Regions from separate parts of the Homo sapiens genome. Here region 2 is linked to region 1. The links are chromatin loops, found by intact Hi-C in ENCODE. Cell type or tissue: ascending aorta. All regions are shown on one strand. Each heading gives the region's core, and the rest is flanking DNA. Links, peaks and the distances in the headings are about the cores only. Region 1 overlaps ACSF3 (acyl-CoA synthetase family member 3). Region 2 holds the start of SLC22A31 (solute carrier family 22 member 31).

Region 1 (9,651 bases), core at 594-8,593:
CAAAGGTTACCTTTTCCAGTGCTACCTACAGCCTGCCCCTCCCCATTCTGTGCCCAGAAAAGCCCTAGACCCAGCCACACCCAACTCTGGGCGGTTCAGCACCCTCGCATACCCTCTCCGCTGAGAGCTGTTTCATTGCTCAATAAAATTCTTCTCCACTCTCCTCACCCTTTGAATTGTCAGTGTAACCTCATTCTTCTTGGACGCGGGACAAGAACTTGGGAACCGATGAATGCAGGTATAAGCTATAACACAGGTGGGCTGAGCCAGTGCATAAGCCAAGCATGGCCCAGTGGGTCGAGTGTGTGGGTGCCTTCTGTGGCAGGCCTGGGTTGGGGGTGTCACCAGCCACGGAGGTCCCCGGTTGGCAAAGTGGCTGAGAAAAATCTGGCTTCATTTATAGCAATGCAAGACTGGACTAACACAGAAAACTGGTACAGGGAAGTGGGGCACTGCTGTTAAGACATCTGGAAATGTGGAAGCAGCTTTGGAACTGGGTAACAGGCAGAGGCTGGAACGATTTGGAGAGCTCGGAAGAAGACAGGAAGATGAGGGAAAGTTTGGAACTTCCTAAAGACTTGTTAAATTGTTGTGACTAAAATGCTAATAGCGATATGGACAATGAAGTCCAGGCTGAGGTAGACTCGGAGGGAGATGAGGAACTTATTGGGAACTGGAGCAAAGATTGCTTTTGTTAAGCATGAGCAAAGAGATGACCTGAAACCGGAACTTAGATTTAAAAGGTAAGCAGAGCATAAAATTTGGAAAATTTGCAGCCTGATCACATGGTAGAAAACAAACAAACAAACAATTTTCTGGGGAGGAATTCAAGCTGGCTGCAGAAATGTGCGTAAGTAAAGAGGAGCTGAATATTAATCGCCAAGACAATGAGGAAAATGTCTCTAGGCGTGTCAGAGACCTTCATGGAAGTGCCTCTCATCATAGGCCTGGAGGCCTCGGAGGGAAGAATGGTTTTGTGGGCCACTGCCCTGAGGGACACTGGCCCCTGCATCCCTGTTGCTCTGGGGCTAAAAGGGCTCCAGATAGAGCTCAGGCCACTGCTCCAGGGCAGTGAAGAGGAGAAAGATGGGGTTGGAGCCCCCACACAGAGTCCCCAGTGGGGCCCTGGCTACTGCAGCTGTGAGAAGAGGGCCACCGTTCTCCAGACCCCAGAATAACCCACCGACAGCTTGCACTGTGTGGTGCACCTAGAAAAGTTGCAGGCACACAACAGCAGCCTATGAAAGCAGCATGGGGGCTGTACCCTACAGAGCCACAGGAGCAGAGATACCCATGGCCTTGGGAGCCACCTCCATGCATCAGTGTAGCCTGGATGTGAGACATGGGTCTTAGGAGATTATTTTGGGGCTTTAAGATTTATTGGGCTGGGTGGGGTTGCTCACGCCTGTAATTCCAGCATTTTGGGAATCTGAGGCAGGTGGATCACTTGAGGTCAGGAGTTCGAGACCAGCCTGGACAACATGGCAAAACCCCATCTCTACTAAAAAATACAAAAATTAGCTGGGTGTGGTGGTGCATGCCTATAGTCCCAGCTACTTAGGGAGGCTGAGGTAGGAGAATTGCTTGCAGGCAGAGGCTATAGTAAGCTGAGATCATGCCACTGCACTCCAGCCTGGGCATCAGAGCAAGACCCCGTCTCAAAAAAAAAAAAAAAAAAAAACCAAAAAAGAAGAAACCAAAAAACAATTCAGTGACTGCCTTGCTAGGTTTTGGACCTGCCTGGGGCTCGCAGCCCCTTTGTTTTGGCTGGCGGCTCTCTTTTGGCACTGGTGTATTTACCCAATGCCTGCACCCCCACTGTATCTGGGAAGTAACTTGTCTTTGATTTTACAGGCTCATAGGTGAAAAGGACTTGCCTTGTCTCAGACGAGACTTTGGACTGTGGACTTCTGAATTAATGCTGAAATGAGTGAAGACTTGGGGGACTGTTGGGAAGTAGGATTGTATTTTGCAATGTAAAAAGGACGTAAGATTTGGGAGGGGCCAGGGAGGAACGATATGGTTTGGATCTGTGTCCCCACCCAAATCTCATGTTGAATTGTGATCCCCGCTGTTGGAGGAGCGACCTGGTGGGAGGTGACTGCATCACAGGGGTGGATTTTCCCCTTGCTGTTCTCGTGCTAGTGAGTGAGTTCTCACAAGACCTGCATGTTTGAGAGTGCGTGGCACCTCCCTCTCCCATCGCTCTGTGGCTCCTCCCACCCCCTCCTCGCTCTGTGGCCCCTCCCCCCCCCCCCGCTCACTCTGTGACCCCTCCCTCCTCCCTCACTCACTCTGTGGACCCTCCCTCCTCCCTCACTCACTCTGTGACCCCTCCCTCCTCCCTCACTCACTCTGTGACCCCTCCCTCCTCCCTCACTCACTCTGTGACCCCTCCCTCCTCCCTCACTCACTCTGTGGCCCCTCCCCCGCTCACTCTGTGGCCCCTCCCCCCCTTGCTCACTCTGTGACCCCTCCCTCCTCCCTCACTCACACTGTGGCCCCTCCCTCCTCCCTCACTCACTCTGTGACCCCTCCCTCCTCCCTCACTCACTCTGTGGACCCTCCCTCCTCTCTCACTCACTCTGTGGACCCTCCCTCCCTCTGTGGACCCTCCCTCCTCCCTCACTCACTCTGTGGCTCCTCCCTCCTCCCTCCTGCTCCGGCCATGTAGGATGTGCCTGTTTCCCCTTTGCCTTCTGCCATGACTGTAAGTTTCCTGAGGCCTCCCCAGCCACGCTTCCTGTATAGCCTGTGGAACCATGAGCCAATTATACCCCGTTTCTTTATAAATTAAAAAAACAAAAGAAATTACTGTAGGTGAAACTAAAAGCTTCCTTTCTGAGCTCAGCCTGGCTCTGCCCTGACGGTCCTATGGGATACCCTTCCGTCCTGACGGCCTTTGACAAGGCCATAGCTCAGGTTCAGCCCTGGGCGTGACCACCACCACTGCTGGCAAAAGTGGAGGGTCTGTGGATCCCATGCATCAGAAACCACTGGGGGTGAGACAGGTGGGAGAAAGTCCTTGGGGAAAGGTTCTGGGTAAGGTAAAGGCAAAACAAAAAATGCAGGTGAGTTTAAGGACTGGGTGGTGGCCACCGCTGAGGAACAGGCCCTGCCCTGGACATGGAGGGGAAAGTGAAATGACTGAGGGGATGGTGATGGTGCTGGGGTCTCCGTGGAACTGACTGGAGGTGTGTGAGGCACCTTCAGGACCCACCCCCAGGGCAGGAGAGGGAGAGGCCGTGCAGGTGCCGACGGAGAATGGGTGGGCCTTGCAGTTCTGCTGGGGCCCAGCACTGGCTTTGGGGCGGCAGGTGGACAGGCTGCCTGTGGCCTGGCGGGGAAGGGCCCAGCGCGTGCGGCCAGCTGGTGTCAACCCTGGATCTCAGCTCCATGCACCTCCTGCATGGGCCTGGCCTGGCTCATCCGGGATCTCTCCTGGGACCAGGACGGAACCCACCACAGGCCGTACAGGGCCCTGTCCCAGGAATGTGAGTTTCTGCCCCCTCGGAATATTGCCACCAAGTCAAATCTGAGCACGGCTCCTGCCCCCTGCCCTCGTCTCTACCTGCTGTGTGCGGCCTTCAGGTCTCTAAGGACCCTCACTGCTGGTCTTTCTTGATCCCTCATCTCCACCTCTAAGACGGACGATGCCAATACCTAGGGTGGCCCTCAAGACTGGACCCCCAAGACCCCATGAGTGCTCCCTGCCCGCCCCACCCAGCCCTACCTGGCCCACTCTTTGAGCTCCCTGTGGGACAGTGAGTGTCCTTCTCGGAGGGTCACCACAGCAGTGACCCGCTGGCCCCATGTCATATCCGGAACTCCAATCACAGCCACATCTGCGGATAGAAGAACAGTTTGAGAACATGGGGATGCCTCAGTGACCCTTACAGGCCGAAGAGTGCCTGGACACACAGGAAGAGCGCAGTCTGGCCGCAGCCCTGGAGCCCGTCCTTGGACAGGCCCCACTCCAATCACTCGTCCTGGTGCTGGCTGGGCCTGTGGGGAGGGGAGTGAGGACGGGCTCCCCACGGTGGATCTGGGGACTGGGCACTCACAGGGGCTCTGCCTTCCCGCCCCTTGGCTCTCTGCACTCTCCCTGCCACCTTCCTGCAGGGGAATCATGCAGATGGGAGCTGCGCCCGGCCAGGCCTGGGAGCTCTGGTGGGCACGGGGTCAGTGGCTCCAACACCGAGCAGGCTGCACCCCCACTAGCCCCATGTTCCCTGGCCAGGGCAGGGACCAGAGGTGAGCATCACAGGGACCCCTGCAGGCAGCTGGGACGGCGTCGACTCATCTGCAGTCGTCTAAAACTCAAACATGGAAGGCAGCACCCGTCTAGCCTGGCCTCCCTGGCCCAAGTCCGGCCACGCACCTGTGATGCTGGGGTGGGCCAGCAGGTGCCACTCCACCTCCAGGGCGCTGACCTTGTAGCCTCCAGTCTTGATGATGTCCACTGAGGTCCGGCCTCGGATCCAGTACTGGCCATCCTTAAACACCACGGTGTCCCCTGAGGAAAAGGGGCTCTGGTTAACTGGCCATCCTTAAACACCACGGTGTCCCCTGAGGAAAAGGGGCTCTGGTTAACTGGCCGTCCTTAAACACCACGGTGTCCTCTGAGGAAAGGGGGCTCTGGTTACTACCCTGTGGCAACCCCAACGGAGAAACAGCTATGCCAGGTAAGCCCACATTCCTGGTGGTCACGACGTGCGTCCCAAGGTGGGACTGTGCCCATGATGTGGGGTCTGCCCTTCCTGTGGGGTCCCTTCCCCATGCTCAGCTGTATGCACTTCCTCCAGGGGCAGGTCAGCAGTGGGTCCAGAGCCTGCCAGGAGCAGGAGGTGCCAGAAGCCCTGCTGGGCCTGTGGTCTGCAGACACCCTGCATTAGGAAGCCGGCTCAGGCCCTGTTTCTGTGACAGTGATTGATAACCACTGGCCATGGGTGGGATGCGTGGCCTTTTCTGAGCAACAAGCACAGGGTCTGATGCTTTACCCTCCCTCAGGATGGGTGCCAGGGTGTGCTGGGCCTCCTGGCTGTGCTGCTACTGCTGCAAGGGCCCCCAGACGGAGCCCCTGGGACTGCAGCATAGAGGGGCCGCCCCTCATGCAGGCAGGCTGCTCTGGGAGAGGGGCCGAGGCCCACCAGGCCCTGTCCTGCCATTTCTCTCAGGCCCACAAAAGAATCCAGGCCAAATATTCAGTAAAAGAAGTGAACCAGACACATTACAACATCCCACCACGGTGGGCTCCAGCAGTGAATGCCCAGCCCCTCTGGATGGGAGAGGCACCAAGGCCCACGCAGAGGCCACAGGGAGGGGCTGGTGGCTGAGGAGGACAGGGCCTTTCCTGGGTGCCTGGAGCCTCCTGCTGGTGCCCATCTTGTGCCCTCCACACCTGACCATGCTGGTCCTAGAACAATGGCCGGGGCTGCCCCACGTTTTCCTTCCTAAGGCAAAGCCACGACGTGGCCCTTGCTCCTCCCCGTGCAGTTCCTGGAGCTCCTGTGGGAACCAAGCTTCCTTCGTTTTCTTCCTTTCTCGAGTAGCTCAACACAGACACCACCAGCCACTGAGGGTGGGGAGTCGGGAAGAGCGGGCTGCAGCCTCAGAGCCTGTACTCCCAGCCCGAAGCTGTCTCATGACGCATGGGCCCATAGTGTGCGTGCCTGCGAGCGTGTGTGCAGCTGGGAGGGCGCGGTATGCGTGACTGTGAGCATGTGCACGCACACATGTGTGCCGTGGCTGTGGGAGCATGCAGGGCATGTAAGGGCAGTGCTGAGGCCTCAACTGTCTGCTTCCACATACCCTGCACTCCACATGGGTTATTAGCTGGAATAAATCATAAATACTTCATTATACATCATGCTGTTGGACGCAGAAAGGCCCCATCCATCCACCTCACCACTCCTTGAGACCCATGGCGTGCTCCTCAGTCTATTAAACAAGACGGATGGGTGTGCCCAGGTGGGCTCCAGGCTTATTTATGGAGCTCTGGAACTCTGGAACTCTGTGCTGATGGGTAGCAGAAAAACCAGAGGCTCCCCGACAGGAGAGTGGTCTCACTGCGCCCCTGGGGTAGTCTGGGCGGCTGGAAGGGGGTGTGCAGGTTGGGCTGTGGGCGGGGTTGGACACAGCCTGTCCCAAGTCCCGTGGGACCCGCCATGGCTCCTGCTCCTGCTGTGCAGCCTGGCTTGTGTGTCCCCTCTGGACCAGACAGCCACCAATCTTCCAATAGCATCTCTTAATCGCACCGAGCCACCCCGTCCAGGCTGCTCCTGCCCCACGGATGCCACAGCTGCTGACACCAGGGAGGCTGCCAGGTGCTCAGGGCCCTCCATACAGCTTCTGGCCTGGCTCCACCCTGGCCTGCACCACCCAGAGACCCAGCGCAGCATGGAGCCACTGCCCTGCTCTGGTCCTGCCGGAGAGGCCATCACTGCCTGCCCCCAAGGCTGACAAGTCCCCGGCACCCTCTTGAGCTGCCTGTGTCCTGGCTCCAAGGATGCACCACAGTTACTCACGGGGCTGAGGCTGCACCACAGCTACGCACGGGGCTGAGACTGCACCAAAGCTACGCACGGCACTGAGGATGTACCACCGTTACACACCAGGCTGATGCTGGGAGAAACTGGGGGGACGGCACAAGGAACCCCTGTGTGTTATTTCTAATTTCCTGCGAATCTTTTTTATAAGTTTTAAAATGTTGCTTTTTGGTTTATGGAGCAATTTTCTTCCCCATCTCCAGCAGCACCAGCCCCGAGTGGGCTCATGACATGGTGAGTCACGCCAACGTCGGCAATGGATTATGATCGCGCAATAACTTGTTAAAGAACAAACTCACATGAGCTTAATTTATGAATACAAGGAATGAGTGCCCTTCACAGGAGAGGCCCATCAATGGCTGATTAGATGCAAGACCCAACCTCTCCGCCCACTGCGAGACCCCGTCTCCTTAGGTGTGGGTGTGTCTGCAGGTGTGGGTGTGTCTGCAGGTGTGGGTGTCTCTGTAGGTGTGGGTGTGTCTCTGCAGGTGTGGGTGTGTCTATAGGTGTGGCTGTGTCTCTGCAGGTGTGCCTGTATCTCTGCAGGTGAGGGTGTCTCTGCAGGTGTGGCTCTGTCTGCAGGTGTGGGTGTGCCTGCAGGTGTAGGTGTCTGCAGGTGTGGGTGTGTCTGCAGGTGTGGCTGTGTCTCTGCAGGTGTGGGTGTGTCTGCAGGTGTGGGTGTGTCTGCAGGTGTGGGTGTGTCTGCAGGTGTGGGTATGTCTCTGCAGGCGTGGCTGTGTCTCTGCAGATGTGTTATATCTCAGCAGGTGTGGGTGTGTATCCCCAGAGGTCGAAGCCCTGGTGCTGAGATCTCCCAGGAGTGGTGGCACTGAGTATCTGCCCATCCTCTCTGGCTCTGGGCTGTTTCTGGCATGGTCAGGCCCTGAGACCCTGCTGTAGGCCTTGTTTGGGGGTCTCTCCCTGCCTGGGCCTGGCTGCCTCTGCCCCGAGATGCTTCTTCCAGAGCCAGTGCTCAGGAAGGACTGGTGGGGGCAGCTTGGGGAGTTGTCCATTCCCTGGGCCCCAGGCCCCAAATCCCTGCTTCTCAGTGATAGCCCTGCCTGGCCTCCAACCCCAGGGTCGTCACAGGCCCCAGCTGCCTGCTGTGCTGCACGCACGGTTTCCACTGAGCCATGCGGAGGGAAGAACCGTAGGGGTCGGCGCGCAACATGGTGCCATTCCCAGGGCCCCAGGCTTCTGTGCCGGAGAAAGTGGCAGCTATACCTGTCGGAAAAAGGCTGTGTCTGAGACTCCCCCAGCAGCACTGGGCGAAGCCAATCAGTGCAGGACTGAGACCTGTCTCTGTGATGGACGCCTGTCTCGGGGATGATTCTGAGAGGTGCTTCTGTGCCCAGAACTTGTGCGTGGCATGAGGGGACCCTCAGTGCTCAGAGCACGTGTGTGGCGTGCAGGGCCCTCAGTGCATGGTGGCAGTCGTGTGTCCTTCCCACCCTGGGCATCAGAAGGTGGTGCCGCTCTCAGCCCAGCCAGCACCACAGGGCCGGCTCCCCACTCCAGTGTCAGAATCCCCATCCTCACTGCTGCCTGGAGCTCCTTCCAGGGGTAGGGAGAGACTTCCCACTGCCCACAGAGGAAAGCCCAAGTCCCACATGCGTCTCCCGGGCCTGGATGCCTTTGCCCGGACGCCTTGGCCTGGACGTTCCTGGCATCTTCCTGGCAAAGGCCCCCTCTAGGCCGGGGCCCTCCAGGGTCCATCCTGCTGCACAAACATGGCCCCTCTGCCCCAGTACCCCTGCTCCACCTCCTCTGGCCAGTGTCTTGTCTGCAAGGCCTGGGCACCCCCACCCAAAGGGGCGGCCCCGCTGCTTCCCTCCCAGCCCTGAGCTTGCCCCTTGGAACATGTCAGGCTTTGTTCTAGCTTCTCAGCACAGAGCAGTCTCAGCTCCGAGGGTCGACATCTCCCTGCCCATTCCCAGACTACTCAGCGCCCGCCTCACCCGCCTTGCTGTGCCTTTGCCAAGGGGAAAAGTGGCTGGTTTTGTTCTTCCAGGCTGGGACGCTGCTATCAAGGGCTCAGAGGCATCGGAGCCAGGGTTTAAACAAAGTCTCAGCCAAGCAAGAGCGGGTCGGACACCCCGCGGGAGGAGGTCCTGCGGCAGCGAGGGCGACTCAGAAGGTTCAGAGGGCTCCAGGGCAACTTGCGATCACTGTGAAATGCAAGTCAAACAAGTTAAATAACCTTTACTTTCCATAACAACCTATTTATCAAAATGCATCGATTCTGGAATCGGAGTCGGCTGCCAATGGGCTGTGTATGTCCTCGGCCTGATGTGTTCATTAAAGGAGTTTTCTTCTGACAGATACAATGTAGCAATCAATAAACTCCTATTACCTGGATTTATGAGCTGCTTTTGAATTTGGTGCTATTTCATGTCTCTGCCTTCCACTGTAACTGAAAATAAATCTTCCAATACTCAGATTTGAATTCTCTAGAGTGTAGGTGGAGTGAGGTGCTGTGGTCCCCAGTCCCCCAGCGAGAACTTGTCTGTGGGCCTCGGAGGAAGCACTCCTGGCCGGGGGGATGTCCTGACCCGCACGCAAGATAAGAACAGCGCCTGTTCTGCTGTGCAGATGTGGTTCCCGAGCCTGGATCTGGAGTGACACCAGCACCCAAAGCGCGATCCCAGGAAACAAGGTGAAGAGAGGCCCAGACCCAGCCTGTCGGACTTTTGCTCCCAAATGGCACTGATGCCAGCAACAGAATGTGAAGCTTGGCCCCAGTCCTTGAGGAAAGTGCCGAGGGAAGCCCAAGGCCCTGCCCAAGGACCCCGCCCAAGCCGATGCCCTGAGATCTCTGCCCCCAAGTTCTCAGCCTCCAAGCCTGGAACAGGTGCCCGTGTGTGTGTACAGAGAGGCCAAGCCTGGAACAGGTGCCTGTGTGTGTACAGAGGCAGCTGGAAACCAAGTTACGTGAAAGCCTCCACCAGTTACCCCGGGGCACCTGGCCAGGGGAGGTGGCTGCAGGGAGGACAGACTGAGGCTCAGAGGGGCAGTGGGGAAGGCGGCCTCCATTGCGGCCAGGCACAGGCCACCGCCCAGCAGGAGGGAAGGTGCTGGAAGCTCAGGTGCCCGTGGACACTGG
Region 2 (9,651 bases), core at 1,140-9,139, 57 kb before region 1:
ACTAGTGACTTCTACCGCATGTTTAAAGATGATTTAATGTTAAAAATTCTCAAACACTTCCAAAACACTTAAGAGGACGAAATACTTCTTAAGTCTTTCCATGAAGCTTGCATTACTCTGACACCAAAGCCTGTCAGAGATATAAGAAAACTAGAGACTAATATCCCTTACGAACATTAACATAAAAACCAACAAAATAGGCCGGACGTGGTGGCTCATGCCTGTAATCCTAGCACTTTGGGAGGCCGAGGTGGGCTGATCATGAGGTCAGGAGATTGAGACCATCCTGGCTAACACGGTGAAACCCCATCTCTACTAAAAATACAAAAGATTAGCTGAGCATGGTGGTAGGCACTTGTAGTCCCAGCTACTCGGGAGGCTGAAGCAGGAGAATCGTTTGAACCTGGCAGGCTGAGATTGCAGTGAGCCAAGATCGCGCCATGGCACTCCAGCCTGGGCGACAGAGCGAGACTCTGTCTCGAAAAGAAAAAAAAAAAAAAAAAAAAGTCATATATGAAAAACCCAAAGCAACCGTCTTACAGAATGGTGAAAGAATAAACTTTTCCTTTAGGATAAGAAACGAGGCAAGGTTGCTGGCTTTCACCACTTGGACTCAGCATAGTACTGGAAGTTCTGACCAGAGCAATTCGGGAAGAAAATACAATAAAAGCCACCCAAATTGGAAAGCAAGAAGTAAAATCATCTGTTCGCAGAGGATATGATCTTATATACGGGAAATCCTTGAAGATTACACACACAGACAGAATGTGTTCGAACTAATAAATGAATTCAGCAAAGTAGCAGGATACAATGTCAAAATGCAAAACCAGTGCATTTCTATATACTATCAATTAACAATCTAAAAAAGCATTTACGGAAATAATTCTACTCACAATAGCATCTTGGCCAAGTGTGATGGCTCACGCCTGTAATCCCAACACTTTGGAAGGCCAAGGCAGGCGGGTCACTTGAGGTCAGGAGTTCAAAACCAGCCTGGCCAACATGTTGAAACCCCATCTCTACTACGAATACAAAAAAATTAGCCAGGTATGGTGGCAGGCGCCTGTAATCTCAGCTAGTTGGGAGGTTGAGGCAGGAGAATTGCTTGAACCCGGGAGGCAGAGGTTGCAGTGAGCCAAGATGGTGCCACTGTACTCCAGCCTGGGTGACGGAGCAAGACTCTATCTGAAAAAATAAAAGTAAAAGAATAAAATACTGCCGAGGTGGATGGATCATGAGGTCAGGAGATCAAGACCATCCTGGCTAACACAGGGAAACTCCGTCTCTACTAAAAATACAAAAAATTAGCCGGGTTTGGTGGCAGGTGCCTGTAGTCCCAGCTACTCGGGAGGCTGAGGCAGGAGAATCACTTGAACCTGGAAGGCGGAGGTTGCTGTGAGCCGAGATGGCGGCCACTGCACTCCAGCCTGGGTGACAGAGCGAGACTCCATCTCAAAGAAAAATAATAAAATAATAAAATAATAAAATACTTAATAACTAACTTAACCAAGGAGGTAAAAGAATTGTGCAATAAAAATCTACAAAAAATTAAAGAAAGCATAAACAAATGAAAACACATCCCATGTTCATGGATTAGAAGAATTAATATTGTTAAAAATGTCAACACTGCCCATATAAATCTGCAGATTCAGTGCAATCAATTTTGATTAATTCAAAACAGTATTAATTCTTCTATCAAAACATTTTGATAGGGAATTCGTATCAAAGTCCCACTGACATTGTTGTTACAGAAAAATTCATTTAAAAACTCACATAGGCCGCGCGCGGTGGCTCACGCCTGTAATCCCAGCACTGTGGGGGCCAGGCGCGGTGGCTCCCGCCTGTAATCCCAGCACTGTGGGAGGCCGAGGCGGGCGGATCACGAGGTCAGGAGATCAAGACCATCCTGGCTAACACGGTCAAACCCCGTCTCTACTAAAACTACAAGAAAATTAGCTGGGCGTAGTGGCGGGCTCCTATAGTCCCAGCTACTCGGGAGGCTGAGGCAGGAGAATGGCGTGAACCCAGGAGGCGGAGCTTGCAGTGAGCCGAGATCGCGCCATTGCATTCCAGTCTGGGCAACTGAGCGAGGCTCCGTCTCAAAAAAAAAAAAAAAAAAAAAAAAATTCATATGGAACCTTGTGGAACCCCAAATAGTCAAAATAATTTTTAAAAAGAACAAAGCTGGGCTGGGCGCGGTGGCTCACTCCTGTAATCCCAGCACTTTGGGAGGCCAAGCTGGGCGGATCACAAGGTCAGGAGATCGAGACCATCCTGGCTAACACGGTGAAACCCCGTCTCTACTGAAAATACAAAAAAATTAGCTGGGCGTGGTGGTGGGCACCTGTAGTCCCAGCTACGTGGGACAAAGCTGGAGGACTCACAGTTCCCGATTTCAAAACTTACTTCAGGCCGGGCACAGTGGTTCATGCCTGTAATCCTAGCACTTTGGGAGGCTGAGGCGGGTGGATTGTCTGAGCTCAGGAGTTTGAGACCAGCTTGGGCAACACAGTGAAACCTCGTCTCTACCAACATACAAAAAATTAACTGTGCTTGGTGGCACGTGCCTGTAGTCCCAGATACTCGGCAGGCTGAGGCAGGAGAATCGTTTGAACCCGGGAGGCAGAGGTTGCAGTGAGCCAGGATCACACTGCTGTACTCCAGCCTGGGTGACAGAGCGAGAATCTGTCTCCAAGAGAAAAAGAAAAAAGAAAAGAAAAAACTCACCTAAAATCTTCAGTAATTGGGTTGGGTGCAGTGGCTCACGCCTGTAATCCCAGCACTTTGGGAGGCCGAGGCGGGTGGATCACCTGAAGTTGGGAGTTTGAGACCAGCCTGGCCAATATGGAGAAACCCGGTCTCTACTAAAAACACAAAATTTAGCCAGGCGTGGTGGCGCATGCCTGTAATCCTAGCTACTTGGGAGGCTGAGGCAGGAGAATTGGTTGAGCCTGGGAGGCAGAGGTTGCGGTGAGCCAAGATCACGCCATTGCACTCCAGCCTGGGCAACAAGAGTGAAACTCTTTCTAAAAAAAAAAAAAAAAAAATCTTCAGTAATCAAAACAGTGTAGTACTGGCATGAAGACAGCCATCTAGACCAATGGAATAGAATAGAGAGCCCAGCAATGAACACTCCTCAATATGGTCGAACGATTTTTGACAAGGGTGCCGAGACCAGTCGATGAAGAAAGGACAGTGGTTTTTCAACAAATGGTGCTGGGGAAACGAAATATCTTCATGCAAAAGAATGCAGGTGTACTCTTACGTAACACCAGATACAAAAATTACCTAAAAACGGATCAAATACCTTAATGTAAGACCTTAACTTATAACACTCTTAGAAGCAAACATAGGGCAAAAGCTTCATGACACGAGACCTGGCAATGATTTCCCAGATATGACACCCAAGGCACATGCCAGAAAAGGAAAAACAGACTGACCTTCATGAAAATGAAAAAATTTTGTGCATCAAAAGACAATATCAACACAGTAAAAGAGCTACTCGCAGAATGGGAGAAAATATTTGGAAATCATATATATAATAATGGATTAATATCTAGAACAAAGAGAGAACTGCTAATGCTCAATAACAACAACAACAAAAAGGAACAGCCCAATTCAAAAATGGGCAAAGGACTTGGACAGATATTTCTCCAAAGAAGATATACAAATGACCAATAAGCACATGAAAACATGTTCAATATCACTAATCATTAGGAAAAAGCAAATGAAAACTACAATGAAATACCATCCCATACCCATTATTAGGATGACTACCATCAAAAAAACCCAGAAAATAACAATGTAGGTGAGGATGGGAGAAATCGGTACCTTGCTGCTGGAAATGTACAATGGTGCAGTCACTGTAGAAACAGTATGGTGATTCCTGAAAAAGTTAAAAATAGAACTACCCTCTGATTCAGCAATTCCATTTCTAGGTATATACATTGAAAATAATTCAAAGCAGGGTGTCAAGGAGATATTTATATTTCATGTTCATAACAGCATTATTCACAATTGCCAAAAGGTGGAAGCAACCTAGTTTACAGAAACAGATGAATGGGTAAACCAAATGTGACATATCCATACAATGGAGTATTATTCTGCCTTTAAAAAGAAGGAAATTCTAACATATGGAAAGATATGAATGAATCTTGAGGACATTATGCCAAATGAAATAAACCGTTCACAAAAAGAAAAATGCCGTGTGATTCCACTTCTAAGAGATACTTAGCTTAGTCAAAATCACACACAGAATACAGAATGCTAGTTCCCTGGGGCGAGGAGGAGGGGCTATGGGGAGTTACTATGTAACGGGCATCGAGTTTCTGTTTTACAAGGTGAACAGAGTTAAGGAGCTGGATGGGGGTGACGGCTGCACCATAGTGTGAATGTATTTGATACCACTGAACTGCACACTTAAAATGGTTAAGATGATACATTTTGTTGTGCTTTATCACAATAAAATAACTGAAACAAACCGGAACATGGGTGTTGGCAAGGATGTCGGGGAACGAGCACCCTTCTGTATTGCTGGTGGTGAAATCGAACCGCCGCTGCGGAAAACCGTTCTGCGGTTTCACAAACAGTTCACACCCTAAGGCCCAGCTATTCATGCCTAGGTATACACCAAAGATAAATGGAAACAGGCACCCAAATACTTGTACGAAAATGTTCATCGTGTCACTGGACGCAAAAGGCAAAAAGTGGAAACAACCCACTGTCCATCAACAGAGGAAGAGAGAAACGTGTGGGCTCCATCCACGGAATATTATTCACTCCTGAAAAGGAACGCGGGTCTGATCCCCGCTCCACCGGGGACGAACCTTGAAGACGCGATTCTAAGCGAAAGACGCCGGAACACAAAAGGCCACAGCACGTAGGGCTCCATTGAACGGAGGTCAGAACAGGCTGGTCCGCGGAGCAGGGCGGGGGCTGCAGGGCCCTGGAGGGGCGCGGAGAGCGGCCGCCGACGGGCGGGCTCTGCTCGGGTAGAAGCTGTTCCGGAGCCCGAGAAGGTGCTGGTCCCGCAACACTGTTGGGGGGGCCCCGCTGAGCTGAGCCTTGCGACCCGGTTTATGTGACGTGAGTTCCACCTCAATCTAAGTGTGAGGAAGCGAACAGCGTTCTGAAACGCAGAAACGTGCCCATTCGAATTGTTAACGCGAGCGCAGAGCCCACTGACAAAGCAAAATAAGACAAACCGGGAGTCAGAAAACTCAGCGACCCACAGGATCCACCGTGATGTTTCCCACAAATGTTACCGCGAAAACAGTCGGACTTGAAAATAAACGCGACCTACCTGGTTCTCGGAAGGGGAGAAGGATCCGGGCGAAAGGCGTCAGTTCTCCCTCGCTCGCCCCGTAGACGCAGCGCAGGCCCCGAGCTCCCGAGCGGCGGTTTCAGAACCCGCGGGTCACCCGGGAGCTCCTCCCGCAGTACCAGCCGAAAGCTCCCAGCGCCGAGGAGGGCGGGCGGCTGCCCTCCCCGACCTCGCCCCGCCCGCGCGGACGCCCCCGGCCCCACGCGGGGACCACCCCGGGACGCCGGCCGGAGCCCGCGCGCCCCCGGGCAACCTGAGTGCACCTGCGCCGCGAGGGCACCTGAGCGCTCCCGGCCACGCCCCTGCCACGCCCCCGGCCCCCACGTGCCGCCCTCACGGGGCCCCGCCCCCTCGCGGTTCGGCCGCAAGCCCCGCCTCTCAACCTTCCCGCCCCTCAACCTCCCCGCCCTATGCCCCAGATCGGGCCCCGCCCCTTTACGCCTTAGGCCCCGCCCTCACACCGCCCGCCCCCACACCCCGCCTCCACTGGACTCAGGCTCCGCCCCTTAATGCCTCGCCCCAAAGCCCCGCCCCAGGAGCCCGCCCTGGTCCAGGCCCCGCCCCGTCCCGAGCGCAGCCTGCGACCGATGGAGCAGGAGGCGCGGGTGCTGAGAGCTGCGGGCGGCTTTGGCCGGGCCCGGCGCCTGCTGGCCTCCGCCTCGTGGGTACCCTGCATAGTGCTGGGGCTGGTGCTGAGCTCCGAGGAGCTGCTTACCGCGCAGCCCGCGCCCCACTGCCGACCGGACCCCACGCTGTTGCCCCCAGCGCTGCGCGCCCTGCGCGGACCCGCGCTGCTGGACGCCGCCATCCCGCGCCTGGGGCCCACGCGAGCCGCGAGCCCCTGCCTGCTCCTGCGCTACCCCGATCCCGCGCCCTGCACCCGCCCCGGGCCCGCGCCCCGCGCCCGCACGCAACGGCACCCGGCCCTGCACACGCGGCTGGCTCTACGCGCTGCCCGGCGCCGGCCTCCTGCAAAGCCCGGTCACCCAGGTGCGCCCCCGTCCCTGCTGCCCCGCAGCCCTCCCCGCCCCCAGCCCGCCGAGGCCCTGGGTGTCCTTTCTCCATCCTACCTGGCGCCTCTGACCCGGGCCCCCCGGCCGTCCTCCTGGGCTTCCTGCTCCGGGGCGGCCGCCGGCCCGACGGTGCCGCAGACGGGCGCGCACGGGCCGGACCCGCGGAGAGGGGCCGGGCGGGGGCTGAATCTGGGCCTGGGAGCTGCCAGGCGCGGGGCGGCCTGGGGCGCTGGAGGATTGGAGCCGAAGGCGCCGGTGGGGGAGCAGGGCCTGGAATTTGCTTCAGGACCACCAGCGTCTTCAGCAGACCGTGGCTTTGGGCTGGCTTTCCAAGGCAGAGTCTCTGCTTGGAGGGACTGACGTGGTCAGCACAGACTGGGGAAGGTGGGCTTCCCATCAGTGAGGTGCGCAGAGGCTGGGCTAGAGACTGCATTGCCTGAAGGGAAACCTTGACGATCTGCGTGAGAAGAGATGGGGAGGCGGGCGGCAGGGACCTCCAGGCCCCTTTCATGCCTTTCCGCGCTGGGGCTGAGACCTGCACACCCCTGAGGCAGCCTTTACCCCGAGGCCCCCATCCCCCATCCTGGGAGGACTGGCCCCAGTGTGGAAACTGGAACGGGGTTGCCACATCTTCACAAGGGCTGCCTGGGGCCCTGGAACCCGCCGGGCTTCTCTCTCCACCCTGCTCCCTCCCACCTCCCACCTGCCCTCCTCCTGTTTGGTGCCTGGATCCAGGAATGCCCCATCAGCTTTCCCAAAACGTCAGGTTTGAAAGTAAAATCTCGGGCATAGCACGGCCCCCAGCAGTAGATTAAGCTTGCCAAGAAGACCCAGGAACCGGAAGGGGTGGGGGGAGGCGCAGAGCTGAGGTCAAGGGTCAAGGGCCTCACCGGGAAATGCCGCTGAGCACAGCTCTCCAGCCGCTGCCCGAGTCCCTCTTGAAATGGGCAGGGCAGGGAGGGCGTGGGTACCAGCGCAGGTGCTGGGGTTCATTTCTTAGGCCTGTGTCATGGCTATGACCCTTGGCCGGCTGGGGTGGGGGCTGTGTCTATGACGCCACCAAGGCCCTGGGTGTCCCCGGGGTCCCTCGGAATAGGAGGTGGAAACGGGTCGGACAAGAGCTGGCCGTGGGGGAAGAGCAATGGTGTGCGGAGGTGGGGGAGGCCCTATCTAGGGACAAGCAGAAAACTTAGGGTGGGCAGATCCCCCCGACCCCTGTGCAGGGGCTGCCGGAGACCAGAGAGGCTGCTGTGTGACCTGGACCAAGCCCCTTGCCCTCTCATGCCTCAGTTTCCCCTTCTCTCCACGGAGGGATTGAGCAGGACATGGAGGGCCCCTTCCAGTAGCCATTCTGGGACTCCCTGCACCTGTCCCCAGGGGAGGGTCCTGAGCTGGCCTCCACGTGGCTGCTGTTCCCCATAGTGGAACCTTGTGTGTGGAGACGGCTGGAAGGTCCCGCTGGAGCAGGTGAGCCACCTCCTGGGCTGGCTGCTGGGCTGTGTCATCCTGGGAGCAGGCTGTGACCGGTGAGGCCCCTTCCCTTTTCCTGCTGCCCAGCAGCCCTCCCCTCCGCCCACTCTCAGGGTTCAGCTAGACCTGGTGCTGCCAGGATGAAGGTTGGACCCTGGGTTATCCTGACCCTGTCCAAGCATGTCCCCCGCTGCCCACCAGGTTTGGACGCCGGGCAGTTTTTGTGGCCTCCCTGGTGCTGACCACAGGCCTGGGGGCCAGTGAGGCCCTGGCTGCCAGCTTCCCTACCCTGCTGGTCCTGCGCCTACTCCACGGGGGCACATTGGCAGGGGCCCTCCTCGCCCTGTATCTGGCTCGTGAGTACCCTGGGGGCTGCTGTCACTGGGGGAGGGGCAGTGGGTGGCCCGCAGGCCTCTGAGGCTCCCTTGCCGAGGGCCCCGAGCTGCAGGGACAGTGAGCAGTGAGTCCCTTGGGCATCCCGCTCCTGGGCAGGTCACCAATAGGTCCCCGCAGTTCCCAATGGAACTGTTCCAGTCCTCCCCGAGGCCTCCACTTCAACCTGTCTGTGTCTGCCCAGGCCTGGAGTTGTGTGACCCTCCCCACCGCCTGGCCTTCTCCATGGGGGCTGGCCTTTTCTCGGTGGTGGGCACCCTGCTGCTGCCCGGCCTGGCTGCGCTTGTGCAGGACTGGCGTCTTCTGCAGGGGCTGGGTGCCCTGATGAGTGGACTCTTGCTGCTCTTTTGGGGGTAAGTGTGGTGGGAGCTGGGCCAGCAGCCCTCATCGGGGCTGACTATGTAGCTTCCCTCTGCACCGACGTATCCCATGCCAGGTAAACGCATGGGTTACAGGGTCACAGAGAACTACAGTGATGTCCTGCCCCTGAGCCTGGGGGTGGGGTGGGGGCCCTGGCCTTTGCCTCTCCTTCCAGGAGGAGGTGGAGGGAGCCGTGGGCATCCTCACCAACGCTGCAGGTTCCCGGCCCTGTTCCCCGAGTCTCCCTGCTGGCTGCTGGCCACAGGTCAGGTAGCTCGAGCCAGGAAGATCCTGTGGCGCTTTGCAGAAGCCAGTGGCGTGGGCCCCGGGGACAGTTCCTTGGAGGAGAACTCCCTGGCTACAGGTCAGGCGCCTACCAGGGAGGAGGGAGATTCAGGTACTGGAGGAGGGCTTCGGAGAGGCACAGCTCCTCACCCCCCTCCCCTCACATCTCTGCGGCTACAGAGCTGACCATGCTGTCTGCACGGAGCCCCCAGCCCCGGTACCACTCCCCACTGGGGCTTCTGCGTACCCGAGTCACCTGGAGAAACGGGCTTATCTTGGGCTTCAGCTCGTGAGTCGAGGAAGGGCTGGGGTCCTGCACCATCCCCCGGGGTGGGCATATGGTCCCCAGAGTCCCCGGCTCTGGCTGGGCCCATAGATTTGCTCTCTCTCCCAGGCTGGTTGGTGGAGGCATCAGAGCTAGCTTCCGCCGCAGCCTGGCACCTCAGGTGCCGACCTTCTACCTGCCCTACTTCCTGGAGGCCGGCCTGGAGGCGGCAGCCTTGGTCTTCCTGCTCCTGACGGCAGATTGCTGTGGACGCCGCCCCGTGCTGCTGCTGGGCACCATGGTCACAGGCCTGGCATCCCTGCTGCTCCTCGCTGGGGCCCAGTGTGAGCTTGGGGCCCCGCAGGCCATACAGGAGCCATTGTGTTTGGGCCGACGGTCTGCCACACCAGGGGGCCATAGTGCCGACAGGGGAGCAGCCTGGGGTGGCAGCCCAAGGCCAGCTGCTGTTTGTTTTCCTCTGATCCTTGTGGAAGGCCCAAAAGGATCTTTTGTGACTGGCCTAAAGTAAGGAAACTGTCTGA

Evidence for each region. Peaks named below come from ENCODE experiments on the same cell type or tissue, not always from the same donor. Only the 100,000 strongest peaks of a DNase experiment are listed, where the experiment ranks them.
Region 2: it touches region 1 in a loop (4-fold over the local background); 2 of 110 quality-filtered maps call a loop at or near these places.

Annotation. Positions count from the first base shown.
Region 1 is chr16:89,140,132-89,149,782 of GRCh38, reverse strand. ACSF3 (acyl-CoA synthetase family member 3) reads right to left here. Exons shown (of 11, transcript NM_001243279.3): 9 at 4,382-4,516; 10 at 3,734-3,845. Among named protein-coding and RNA genes, the nearest start is that of LINC00304, 14 kb to the left of the region's middle. In ascending aorta, for the core only: no CTCF peak of the experiment used is centred there; no DNase peak of the experiment used is centred there.
Region 2 is chr16:89,197,924-89,207,574 of GRCh38, reverse strand. It overlaps SLC22A31 (solute carrier family 22 member 31), which reads left to right and starts at 7,038. Exons shown (of 9, transcript NM_001384763.1): 1 at 7,038-7,097; 2 at 7,759-7,862; 3 at 8,008-8,162; 4 at 8,384-8,552; 5 at 8,778-8,923; 6 at 9,025-9,133; 7 at 9,239-9,453. The coding sequence starts at 7,074. RefSeq lists a silencer at 5,882-5,971 and enhancers at 6,264-6,886, 8,135-8,758. In ascending aorta, for the core only: no CTCF peak of the experiment used is centred there; a DNase peak (open chromatin) is centred at 5,874; H3K4me3 peaks cover 1,618 bases; H3K27me3 peaks cover 3,145 bases.